Regions from separate parts of the Mus musculus genome. Here region 1 is linked to region 2. Evidence: chromatin contacts called from ENCODE POLR2A ChIA-PET data. All regions are on one chromosome and are shown on one strand. Each heading gives the region's core, a stretch centred on a gene start or an enhancer-like site at or near the end of the contact. The rest is flanking DNA. Distances are from core to core; before and after follow the strand shown.

Evidence for each region. ChIA-PET counts read pairs that join two places held with the same protein, here RNA polymerase II (POLR2A).
Region 1: POLR2A ChIA-PET joins it to region 2 with 11 read pairs in Patski. The contact joins the promoter of 6030442K20Rik here to the promoter of Klhdc8a in region 2. POLR2A ChIA-PET finds 5 or more read pairs at or near these places in 3 of 5 experiments (Patski and embryonic stem cell).

Annotation. Positions count from the first base shown.
Region 1 is chr1:132,475,740-132,481,645 of GRCm38, forward strand. 6030442K20Rik (RIKEN cDNA 6030442K20 gene) reads right to left here and starts at 1,325. Exons shown (of 2, transcript NR_165177.1): 1 at 983-1,325. Rbbp5 (retinoblastoma binding protein 5, histone lysine methyltransferase complex subunit) reads left to right here and starts at 1,628. Exons shown (of 14, transcript NM_172517.2): 1 at 1,628-1,788. The coding sequence starts at 1,770.
Region 2 is chr1:132,294,942-132,300,615 of GRCm38, forward strand. It overlaps Klhdc8a (kelch domain containing 8A), which reads left to right and starts at 3,685. Exons shown (of 5, transcript NM_144810.5): 1 at 3,685-4,711. The coding sequence starts at 4,336. Gm51645 (a long non-coding RNA gene) reads left to right here. Exons shown (of 4, transcript XR_003947998.1): 4 at 1,879-2,440.

The sequences.
Region 1 (5,906 bases), core at 75-2,574, 180 kb after region 2:
TTTTACCCCTCACCGGAACTCCTACTCAACAGTGTCTTTAAGAGGTTGATCTTTAGGGCTAGGCTTATAGGTAGGCTCTGTAGGTAAGGCTTAGGTTCAATCACCAGTACCAGAAGAGCTGAAAGCAAACAAACCAAACCCAAACCCAAACCCAAACCCAAACCCAAACCAAAGCAAACCAGCACAGCAGCAGCAGCTGCAACAACAAAAATCCCAACCCGTCTAATGTTATTTCCTTCTTCTCTCTCACTCCAGGACTCACTAGGGAGCCCAGGCTCCTTCCTGAGTGCTGAGATTACATATATGAGCTATAAGACTGGGTAGGAATTTTTATTTTTTAAACATTAACTTGATCATATTATTCCTTCCTTGAAAATTTTACAAAATGCATGTTCCATTAGAAAAAAACATGGCCAGGGACACCAACAGTCTGCCTACAGAAAATAAACCCATATACACGTGAAAAGTTCATCATTATTACTTCATAAGTGAAACAATGTATTTTTTTTTCTGTTTCACTAAGCCAGTGGGTACAGCCAAAGAGACCTGATAATAAATCACTGTGAGAAGTGCAGAAATATTTCTACAAATTATTTCTGGTTCTATAGTATTTGGATAGCATTTCGGAAATATTGGACACGAAAGGGAGTGAAAATTGTCCAATATCTCTGAGCCTCAATTACTGTTTTTGGGTTAAATGGCTACATGAAAGACATATTTAGGAGATAGTAACTGGTAAATAATGGCTTATACTTGCTGTCACCTGATTTTTTTATGCACTTTATATGCTTAACTCATTTAATCCTCGTAATTCTCTAAGTAGTATTATTATCACTGTCATTTTACGCACAAGGAAAGGGTTAAATACCCATAACGGTGAAGTCAGTTAGGAGGACCTCTAGATTACTGTCATTATAGCTACACAGGGGTGACTTGCCCACCACATTGGATAAACACTTCCCACCCCACGCCCATTATTTACCATTAGCTGGTCTTCTCTGATTGCTCTGTGTACATCAAGTCTGACAGAACTGTGGGACACTCAGTCCATCTCTCTTGACAATGTTCCTGTGCCCTAATCGATGTTGTGTACACAGTAATACCGCAGGAAAGGGCCTAACAAATACTATCGTGCCGTTTTATGTGATGCATAGCATAGTTTTAGAGACGTGAAATAATCTTCACGAAACTAAGTCAGACACATAGTAATTATAGTACTCATAGTAAGGTGAGCCAAGCCAGCACGCGCTCTGACCACGCCAAAGAGCTCCAACACTCTTGCACTAGGGGCCGACCTTTCCCGCTTTCCTGCGGTAGAAAGAATCGCCCGGAACCTTTCTTGCGGAGTCTCAGGCAGCCGCCGGGACAACCCAAGGAACACACGGCATTGTGAGTATTAGTGGGTTAGTGATATGCCTGAAATTTCTTGCTCACTTACGTGGTCCCGGAGAGAAAAGCTTTACATTCTTGTACTTTTTGGAGTTCCGACTGACTATGACATTTTTTTCTCCCTCGATAATATTATAGTTGTTTGATTACAAGAGCGTTTAATATTTTTTTTAATTAGGGAGAAATGTGGACAGCTACGTAAAACGAACAAGGAAGGCGGGGGAGGAAAGCGGAAGCCGCGGGGCCTTCTAAGTCCGAAAGTCTCCGGAGCTTGCGCCAGGCTCTTCGCGGCGCCCCCCACTTAGACGCGGGGCTTCTGAGCGGGTGGGGGAGAAGGAACTGTTGCCGGTGCGGAGACCAGGCGGCCAGCGTCTGCAGGGATGAACCTCGAGTTGCTGGGTGAGGAGGGCTTGCCTGCGACTTAGCAAACCCTTCGGTATTGGGAAGGAGGGAACCTGGGCGGGAGGGACCGCAGGCTGCAACCTTAGGGACACTCTTCGGAGATGGTTCATTGAGTGCTCGTGAGGTGGAGTTGCAGCAGCAGGAGTAAGACCAGCTTCTGTCCGAAGAGAATGCATTACTTTTCTGAAACCGCTTTCAGATCAGTTGTGGAGTCATTGAGGCACTTTTTGTCCGAGCTGTGATTTCGAAGATCGCAGGTGCTGAAGTAACAAATCAGACAGGACCAGAGTTTTGGAGATGCAGTCAGAGGAAGAGTGACCTAGGGTGGGTCAATTTTGAAGACCTGTCAGGGGATCCGGTGCCTAGATGGGATTACTCTTGCTGGAAAGGTGTTACTTAACCAGATTTTATTTTAAAAATAAAAAATAAAAAAAAGGTTAAGGGAATAGGTAAGGGTGTTGTAATTCGGCACTAAGTGGCGTAGTTGGCATTTGGAATCCAGTCATCTTGACTGCCCGTTTAAGGTCCTTAACCGTAGGGAGGTGTAGATCCCCGGAAATGTGAACTACACAAGCAGTTGTTTTATTCTCGAGACAGGGTTTCTCTGTATAGCCCTGGCTTCCCTGGAACTCATTTTGTAGACAAGGCTGGCCTCGAACTCAGAAATCCACCTGCCTCTGCCTCCCAAGTGCTGGGATTAAAGGCGTGCGCCACCACCGCCCAGCCAGTCAGTACTCTTAGCCGCTGAGCCATCTCTCCAGCCCACTTACAAAGATAATTTTTAAAGTGTTCTTTGTCTTTATAGCGGCTTTATTGGAGCATGGGTGCATGCTTGTGGATATAATACTGACGAAGTATGAAAGTATGTGAAAGGTGTATCTAAAATAAAAGACACCAATGAGAAAATTTTTAATTTGTTATTTTATGTGTGTGGGTGCTTTGTCTGTATGTATGACTGTGCACCAGTGATGTATGTGCCTGGTGCCCACAGGAGCCAGGAGAGTCAGATTCCCTGAAACTGGAGTTACAAATGGTTTTGAGCTACAATATGGGTGCTGGGAATCATACCTGGGACCTTTGGAAGAGCAGCCAGTGCTCTTAACCACTGAACCATCTCTGCTGCCCCTCAGTGAGATAATTTTTCTGCTATGCCAAAATGTGGATATTGTAATAAAGAGGATAACCAAGAGTTTAAGTTGATGATGTTTATTTTGTGGAGACTCATGGATGCCAGGTTGGACAGTTTACTTTTTAAGGAAGATAGGGCAGATACACCAACAGCTCAGATGGAGCACTGATTTATAAAGTTTTTCGGAGAGTTATAATGCATAGATGAATGTTGAGACAATATAAAACCAGTCTGGAAGGCCACAATGTATGAGTGATACACGGAATGTGTGAATTGGGACATAGAAAGAAAAAACATTGGGGAGGCAGTATTTGAGTGTAGTGGTGATAAGAAAATGAACTACAAAATAATGGTGCTTGACTAATAAGATGCAAGGAATTGTGAAAGGTAGCTTGGATCTGTTGGATGTAGACTGAGAGCTTGGGAGACAAGTCTTGACTTATGATCACCATTTGTTTCTGCTTATTGAAACCCTGGGACTGGGTGTGAATAGGTGGAAGGGAAAAGATGAAAGGGGCCAAATATTGTCAGGGACAAGATCTTTAGTTATTTACCTGGAGGGAAAAGGATGATCAAGTAATTATAAGTTAACTAATATATGCAGTGCTTCTATGAGCTAGTCACATTTTCAGGTACCTTCCATATATTTCCCTAAGTATAGCAGCTAGGGGAGGATACAGGTTAGCAGTTCCTTCCATAGACACCAGTTGAGTGTCAAGACAGCACTTGAGTCTGAAAACTGAGAAAAGCCTGCTCCCTTTAATTTCTGGGCAGTTTGCACTCCTTAGCGGCCTAAGGTGAAGGTGATTTTAGGAGGGTGTAGGAGAAGTAGAGACCAAGAGAGATGTTCCATGTTTATAAGAGGAAAAGAGGAAAGCTGTTATAATAGTCCTTTGAAAGAGTTAACAGTGTGTGTCACAAGGAAAGTTCTTTTGAATGATTCAGAAAGGTCATAGGGGAAACAGGAATTTTTAGTATTGGCTGATTCAGCAATTAAAAAGAGGTCTGAGGCTCCAAAGAGAAATCTCTTATAGAAATGACTGAGTATTATGTGAGAAAGTTAGTGATTGTAACTAACTTTATAATAATACAAGCAGGAAAAAGGAACAGAGGTGATATGGTGGGAATAGTTAAACAGTGAAGGACAGCTGGCCAGATAAAGGAAACAAAAGGCTAGGCTAGGCTGTGGGATGTGCTACTCAGGTGGCCTCATCAGGATACTAATTTTACTTCTGTGACCATCTGACCACTTTTTGAGATGTTGCTGGGTACCAGGTGGATGCACTGGAGATAAAATTACGAAGACAGTGCCTCTTGCATCCCTGGTCCTGTGCACTTAGTCAAATGCTGCATCACCAGCCCGGGATAGTTTTCAAACTTGTCTTTCCCTATAACTCATAGTAAAAACAATTTTTTATTTTTAAAATTTAAATGATCACTTACTTAGTGTGTATGGATTTGTGTGTGGGGGTATATGTATATGCTCACGTGCAGGTCAGAGGACAACTTTGGGCAGTCACTTCTCTCTCACTATGTGGGTTCTGGAGCTCTAACTCATGTTCTTAGACTTGGCAGCAAGCATCCTTAGCCACTGAGCTATCTCACTGGCCCAAGAAATAAACTATCATAATCCCTATGTATGTACACGTGTAGTTAGACTATTTCTGGCATGGGTGTGTCTGTGATGTATACCTATGTTAGTGTGCATGTGTGTGGGTGTTTGTGCACTCAAGAGGCCAGAGAAGGGAGTGGTGGATTGTCAGTCTTTGCTCTTTTCCTTTGAGGCAGAGTCTTTTCTATCACCCTGGAGCTCATATTTTTCAGTTGGATTGATAGCCAGCAAACCCCTTTCTATCTCTGCCCCCTTTAGTGCTGGGATTACTGCCTGTGCAGGGTGGTGCTGGGCTTCTGTGCATGCCGGAATCTGAACTCCAGGTCCATGCTTAGCAGCAAGTGCTTTTAACCACTGAGCCATTTCTCCAGTCCTAGAAGTTTTTGAAATGATGTTTAATCCTTTTGTTTACTATCTTCTGATGTTTTCTGCTCTAATATATTTTCTTTTTAAATCTTGTTTTTCATGGACTATGATGATTTATTCATTTTTCAGTAGATTGAATTGTAACATCTGAAAAGTATAAGATACTGCTTTTTGTCCTGGATAAAAAACACAAACAGGAAAAGAGAAACAAATAATTATGTATAATACAGAGTTACAATATCTCACTAGAGTATAGGGGAGCCATATGAAAGCAGCTAGTGCTGCTCTGTTGACGGGATTGATGTAAAATTTGGGGAAATTTTACGGAGCTACTGAGATGGAAGTGCCTAGCCACCAACCAACAAAAGGAGTAGGAGCTTTCTGTGAAGCAAACATCCCTAGGCATGAATGAGTGTATGGCTGAGTACATACATGAATAAATGAGTACAGGAGATTGTGTATTCTACAGCTGGTACTCAGGGCCCGATTAATTTACGTTCTGGCACAGGTGCTGATAGTACAAAGACAAAATCCAAAATGAAAAGTACTGGCCAGGGCCAGGCTGACCTTGCTTTTCGAAGTTATGCTTAAAGAGTTTTGTTCATTTTGTTCAGCAGAGGGTTTTGAGTGAGTGCTGTGGTACAGTTGTGGGTGGAGTCAGACCTGAAATCGTTTGAAAGATTGATCTAGGGAGACAAGACTAAGCCCAAGGCAATGTAACAGGTGTGGTCATGTGAGACTGTGGAATGGCCTATGGTATCTAGACTTACAAATTGAATTTCTCTGAAAGAAATACTGACAGAGCCATCACCTGTTAAAGGCAGCAGAAGGTCTAGATAAACCAGCTACTATGGTTCCAAGCTGGTATGAAAGGGAGGAATTTGTTGGCAATTAGGAAACAAATAGGACTATTGAGAGAAGCTCCTGACAGCCTAATCTTGAAGGAGATGAAGACTTTACCCCATATGATGGGAGACACCTGGACTGCTTGCTCCAAGGCCATTTGAA
Region 2 (5,674 bases), core at 2,435-4,934:
GGCTATCTTGCTTTTGCCAGGTAACTGTGGAGAGGAGCATACCTGGCTATAGTCAGGTAACTGTGGGGGTGGAGTCTAACCAGAATGCCAGAAGCTTGGGACACTGTCTGTGTGACTGATAGCCACAGACCTCTCCTGTGGGGACTGTGGGGGCAGTAACTTCGACAGGAGCCAGGGGTCCCATGTAGGTGGAAATTACTACCCACTGGGTTCGTACCCACTGGGTTCGGTCCCACCAGGGTTCAAGACCTAAGCTCGACTGTGATCAGGCTGTCTGTGCATAGCCCATTGCCCCACATGTGTATGCTGTATGTGGTGTGTGTGTGTGTGATGTGCTTGTGTGTGTTTGTATGCTGTATGTGTGGTGTGTATGTGTGTGTATGGTGTGTGTGTGTGTGTGGCATAATATGCATGTAGAAAACCTGTGAGAGTTGGTTCTCTCCTTCCATTGTGTGGATTTCTGAGATTGAACTCAAGTTATCAGGTAAGTAAGTGCCTTTACTCACTGAGCCATCTCATATCCCAGCCCCCATAAATACTCTTAAAGAGAGAACAGAAACCCATGCCGGGTGCTACGGAAGATCTTTAGAACAATAATGACTTGGGTCTAACATGAGGAAGAACTTCTGAATGGGAGAGTGACTCCACACTAGAACAGGGCAAAGAGGAATCAAAGGACACACCGGACTCCCTCTGGGCCTGGCACTGCTCAAGGCCCAGACCTGATGCAGTCAGCCCAGGCATGAGAACTGCAGGTGACTCAGGGAATCTTAAGTGGTGGTTGCTAGGTTACAAGCTGCTTTAATGTGCCTCAATGTAAAGACTAAAGGAAGTTACCTGGCTGTGAGGAGAGAGCGGTGGGGGAAGGAGAGAGGAAAAGAAATAAGCCAAACTTCCAGAATTAGCGACTGGGCATAGCCCGGAAGCAAACCGACTTTTCCTACTTTTCCAAGGCTGAGTCTCTCCACCCCTGTGGTCTGCACAGAGTAAAGCCTATGGATGCAAGCCCTGAGCTGGAACAGGGCCTGTTCAGGGCTGAATGCTGGCATCTCCCTAGGTGAGACACTCAGCAATTAGTGGGATCCCTTTGGGCTCTGGGCGCCTTCCCTTGCTGCAGTTGGACAAAAGACCAGAGGCCTCAGGAGAACAGAAACATCTCAGCCTCCTTACTAATACATAATTTGTTCATTTGTCATTGGGAGTCTTCAACCCTGAGTCCTTGGAATGAGTTGCCAGCTCTAAGTGAGGCACTCTCCGAGTGTCAGACTCCTCTGTGAGACACAGATGCTCACAGATGCCTGGCAGTGTCCCCACAGTGGAAGATTATGAGAGACTGGAGTTGCAAGGGCTGGGCTCTGGGAACTCTGCCCACCCGCTGGGAGGGGTGGGAGAAGTTACTTGCTTGGTTTTGCTGCTTCAGTGAAGGCTCCTAGCAAGTGAGGCTGAAGACAGATAGATCCCAACAAACCCATTTGAGAAGACTGTGGCTTCCATTCATCCCGCTCACCACTAGCTGGAGCTGAGAAACTGAGTCAGCCCCAGGTCAGGGTCCATCCCATATTCCTTCGGGAAAGACAGCTTCCTAAGAAGGTTGTGAGGGATCCGCCAGAGAAGGCTACTCAGACATGGCTTTGAGCTCAGAGAAAGTCTTCACTAGCCAGCGGGCAAGTCCACTTAGTGTTCAGGACCTGAGCATAGTCCTGAGCCTTTTCCAGGGTGAATTTATAAGCACAAAAAACCATATCCCGAGTTGTCGTGCCTCATATAGCAAGAGCTGGAAGCAGAAGTACAGAAGGTAAAATCCAAGGTTAGTACATTTAGGGACTTCCCCAGAACTATGGACTTTGATGGATTAGGTCTTTGTTCTTGTTTTGGCAGGGTGCTGTCTTCCTGCTGGGTTCCAAGGCCTGAATGGAACTTCTATCATGGCCTCAGTTGTGCTAAGGTCTGGGGCCTATTACAAGAACAGGAATGGTAGGTATTGTCTGTGAAACGTCATTAGTTTAGACTACACTCTTAGAATGTGTGAGTTCTTATTGAACAGGGAGAAGAGAACACAGCCTTCTGTGGTTGATCTAGGTGCTGATTTTGCAAATACAAGAATCTAAGCTTTAAAAATAAGTAGAATTGTTAGGTCAAGAGCGCAAGATATTAAGATCGGCCTGTTTTAAGTTAGGGCTGCTATTTCTCCCAGAATTCACAGTCTCAGTGTGAGTGTTGGGAAGAATGTCCCAGGCCCTGGTTCTGTGTTAGAAGGTAAGGTGATAAGCATCACACTTGATAAACAGTCCCTACATCACCTCACTCAGCCTTCACAAACCTTACAACCACGGAACATTACAAAGAAATAAAGGGGAAAAAATCTGATGAAGAGTCATACACTTTTAATCCCAGCATTTAGGAGGCAAAGGCAGGTGGATTTCTGTGAGAGACCCTTCCTCAATAAATGGGAAGCTGGGGGGTGGGGTGGGGAGGAGAATTGGAGGCTATAGCAGGGAGATTGTGAGTTCCAGGCATACTGAGGAAAACAAAGAGGGGGTGAAGGGAGGGAGAGAGAGAGAGAGAGAGAGAGAGAGAGCTATTGATTCTTTCAACAATGATACTCCAGGAGTGAGCTCCATTCCCAGCCCCTTGTACAACGTGGCTGAAATGACAAGGCTTCAGACATGGGCTGTCAGGGGCTGGGGATCATAGAGTCCTCCTACCAGATATCAAAAGGTGACGTGGGAGCCCTGTAATGAAAATATACTCTGTTTATGGCATTGTCCTATAGCTTGGTGGGATTTTAATACTGGGAAAAACCGGATAAAGAATACTCCTTTCTTACAACCACATGTGACTCTATAGTTTATCACAAATAAAAGTTTAGTGCCTAGCGTGTGCACATCTCTGAGATCCATCCCCAACAGTGAGAGGAAATGCATACCAACATATAAGCACGTGAGTATGTGTATGTGTGTGTGTGTGTGCGCGCACACACACACACACACACACACACACTCACTCACAGACTCAGAGTAGAAACTGAAGCTAAGTTTTCCAGAGCAAACATTTGAACAGCAGTCTGTCAGGTTCCCGAGCTTGAGCCTTTCTGAATGGAAGGAAGCCAGAGAGGAGGACCCCGTGGGCTTGGGGAGACACTGCTAGGTGGTCCGGTATATCATGGGTACTTGAATTACTGGGTACTACAGTTCTGAAGGGTCTGTTGCTGGGTGGTTTGAGAGACCATCCACCCAGTCCTGCAGTTGCTGCTAAGGGCCGGGATTTGTTAATCAGGTTTGCACACTACAGATGCACAAGGGTTTGGAAGGTGAGGTCCTCCCAGCTTGTCTATTGGTGTGTTCAGCTGTGGTTTCCCTGTCTGTGACTTTATTTGAGGCTTTGTGGACGTCTCCACTTAGGAGGGAAAGAAGATTCTGTGTGAATTACATGCACACGAGTGAGAATTGTTAGATCGGCAGATCCCTGCCACATCTGTGCCTCCTAACTGGCTTCTGAGGTTAGACCATGTGAGCATACCTCCCCCCAAACAAAGCCAGCCTGTCACGAACTGGGTCTGTGTACTGTAGACAAACCGGGTAATTGGCCTCTCCGCCTCCTCACCCAAAACAAACACTCGCAAACGCCCGCCCCCACGCTGGCAGGATCTGCCTGTCATCTGGGCACCCGGCTCCTGCTCCGGCTGTCTCCGACCCTGTAGACACTGCAGGCCCTGCCCTCGCTCGCCCTGGTCGCCCGGGGCTGACGCACAGGCCACAGCCTCCGCCTCGGGGCGCGTGGGCTCCTGCCCAGGTGTGGAAGCTGCGGGGAGGCGGTGCGGGGAACCCGCGTCCTCCGGCCGGAGCTCGGCTTCTGGCGACCGCTCTCCTGCGCGGGTGACGGCGGCGTGCGGGCTGGGAAGGGCAGGGAGCGCTGTCCTCCGCTCCGCGGCTGCCAGGCGGACCGTGAAAGCTTCGCGCGGCTGTAGGCGCCGCCCGGGAGCTAGTGCTGGGCGAGCGCGGCGCCCACGCGCGGTGGGGTGGGCTCCGAGCTCCGGGGGACCGGGCGGGGGCGGGGCGCATCCTGCAAAGTTGACCAAGGGTGAGCTACCGCCGGCGCCCTGCTGCCCTAGATTCGCCAGGTTCTTTCCGCGGAGCCAGGCGTGGACGTCGCTGCCCCGCTGACACCCAAGGGACCCGGAGAAGCCAGCGGGCGTCGGCAGGGAGCCCGTGCAGCGCGAGATGGAGGCTGAGAGAGGGGACGCGCCGACCGGCGCCGTGTAGCCCGCGGGCCCCGGGGCTGGACCTTGCCCGGACGCTGTGGGGGCGCTCGAGCAGGGCCCTCCCCCGGGCTGCCATGGAAGTGCCCAATGTCAAGGACTTTCAGTGGAAGCGCCTTGCTCCACTGCCTAGCCGCCGGGTCTATTGCTCACTGCTGGAGACTGGGGGGCAGGTCTATGCCATCGGGGGATGTGATGACAATGGCGTCCCTATGGACTGCTTCGAGGTCTACTCCCCCGAGGCCGACCAGTGGACCTCCCTGCCCTCCCTGCCCACAGCCCGGGCCGGGGTAGCGATCACTGCCCTAGGAAAGCGGATTATGGTGATCGGGGGTGTGGGCACCAATCAACTGCCTGTGAAGGTCGTGGAAATGTACAACATCGATGAGGGCAAGTGGAAGAAGAGAAGCGTCTTGCGCGAGGCTGCCATGGGCATTTCTGTCACAGCCAAAGGCAAGTGGGGCCAGGGTTGAGGGTGGGCATTAGGGAAGAAAGTAAAGGGTCACGGGGGACACGGGTGTAAGGCAACATGATTTGGGTGGCCAATACACATTCCCTATAACATTCGAGCCTTACATTAAGCACTAAAACTAGAGACCCACTGCCCTTACTTTACAGATTGGAAAGGGACACTGAGCAGGTGAAATGTCTAGGAATTCCATCTGATGCCAGGAGTCAGCTCCAGCAAGCTGGGCAGGCCACTGCAGAGGGAGAGCCAAGGTGTGAGCCACGGGGTTATCTGCAATGACTCTGCAGACCCTGGCATTCAGCCGAATGACCACATTTGCCCTTGGCCGCCTGTCCCCTCCCCCAAACCTACCTGTGTAGGTCCCTGAGGATGCTCACCCCATCCTTCTACCATTACCAGGCCCCCAAGGAGGCTTTGAGACCTGATCCCAGGATCTTCGTTTACTTCTGACTGCAGTTTCAGACTTACTGAGTGGGGGTCAGAATGTCCCAAAAGCTTGTTTCATGTTGCATTATTATCCAGGTTCTCTTGCTTGCATGTGGTTTTAAAATTCTCACTTTCTCAAAGCCTTCATTTCACTCTTCTTGGGCCTAATACAGTCTGTGATGTCGAGGGGATCCAACTGCAGTTTTGCTAAACACACAAAGTTTTGTGAGAATGGGAGTTAAGAGACCCCAAGTTCATATACAGTTGCCTCCACACCGTAGGCTCGGTGGGGTGACCTTTCGCTTTCCCATCCGTCCCTGTCTCTTTTACTATTATACCCCAGCTGACTGGCTAACACACGGCCAGATCAGAAAACAGCTTTTCTTAAGCATCTGGTTTGCCCCTGGAACAGTCTTAGACCCTGGGAAGGAAGGAAAAGGGTAGAAAATTTGGGCTCTGAGCATGATTGTGGAGAAGCTGGGGCCCAGAACCCCCTCAAGCAGGGTAGACAATAGGGTTTC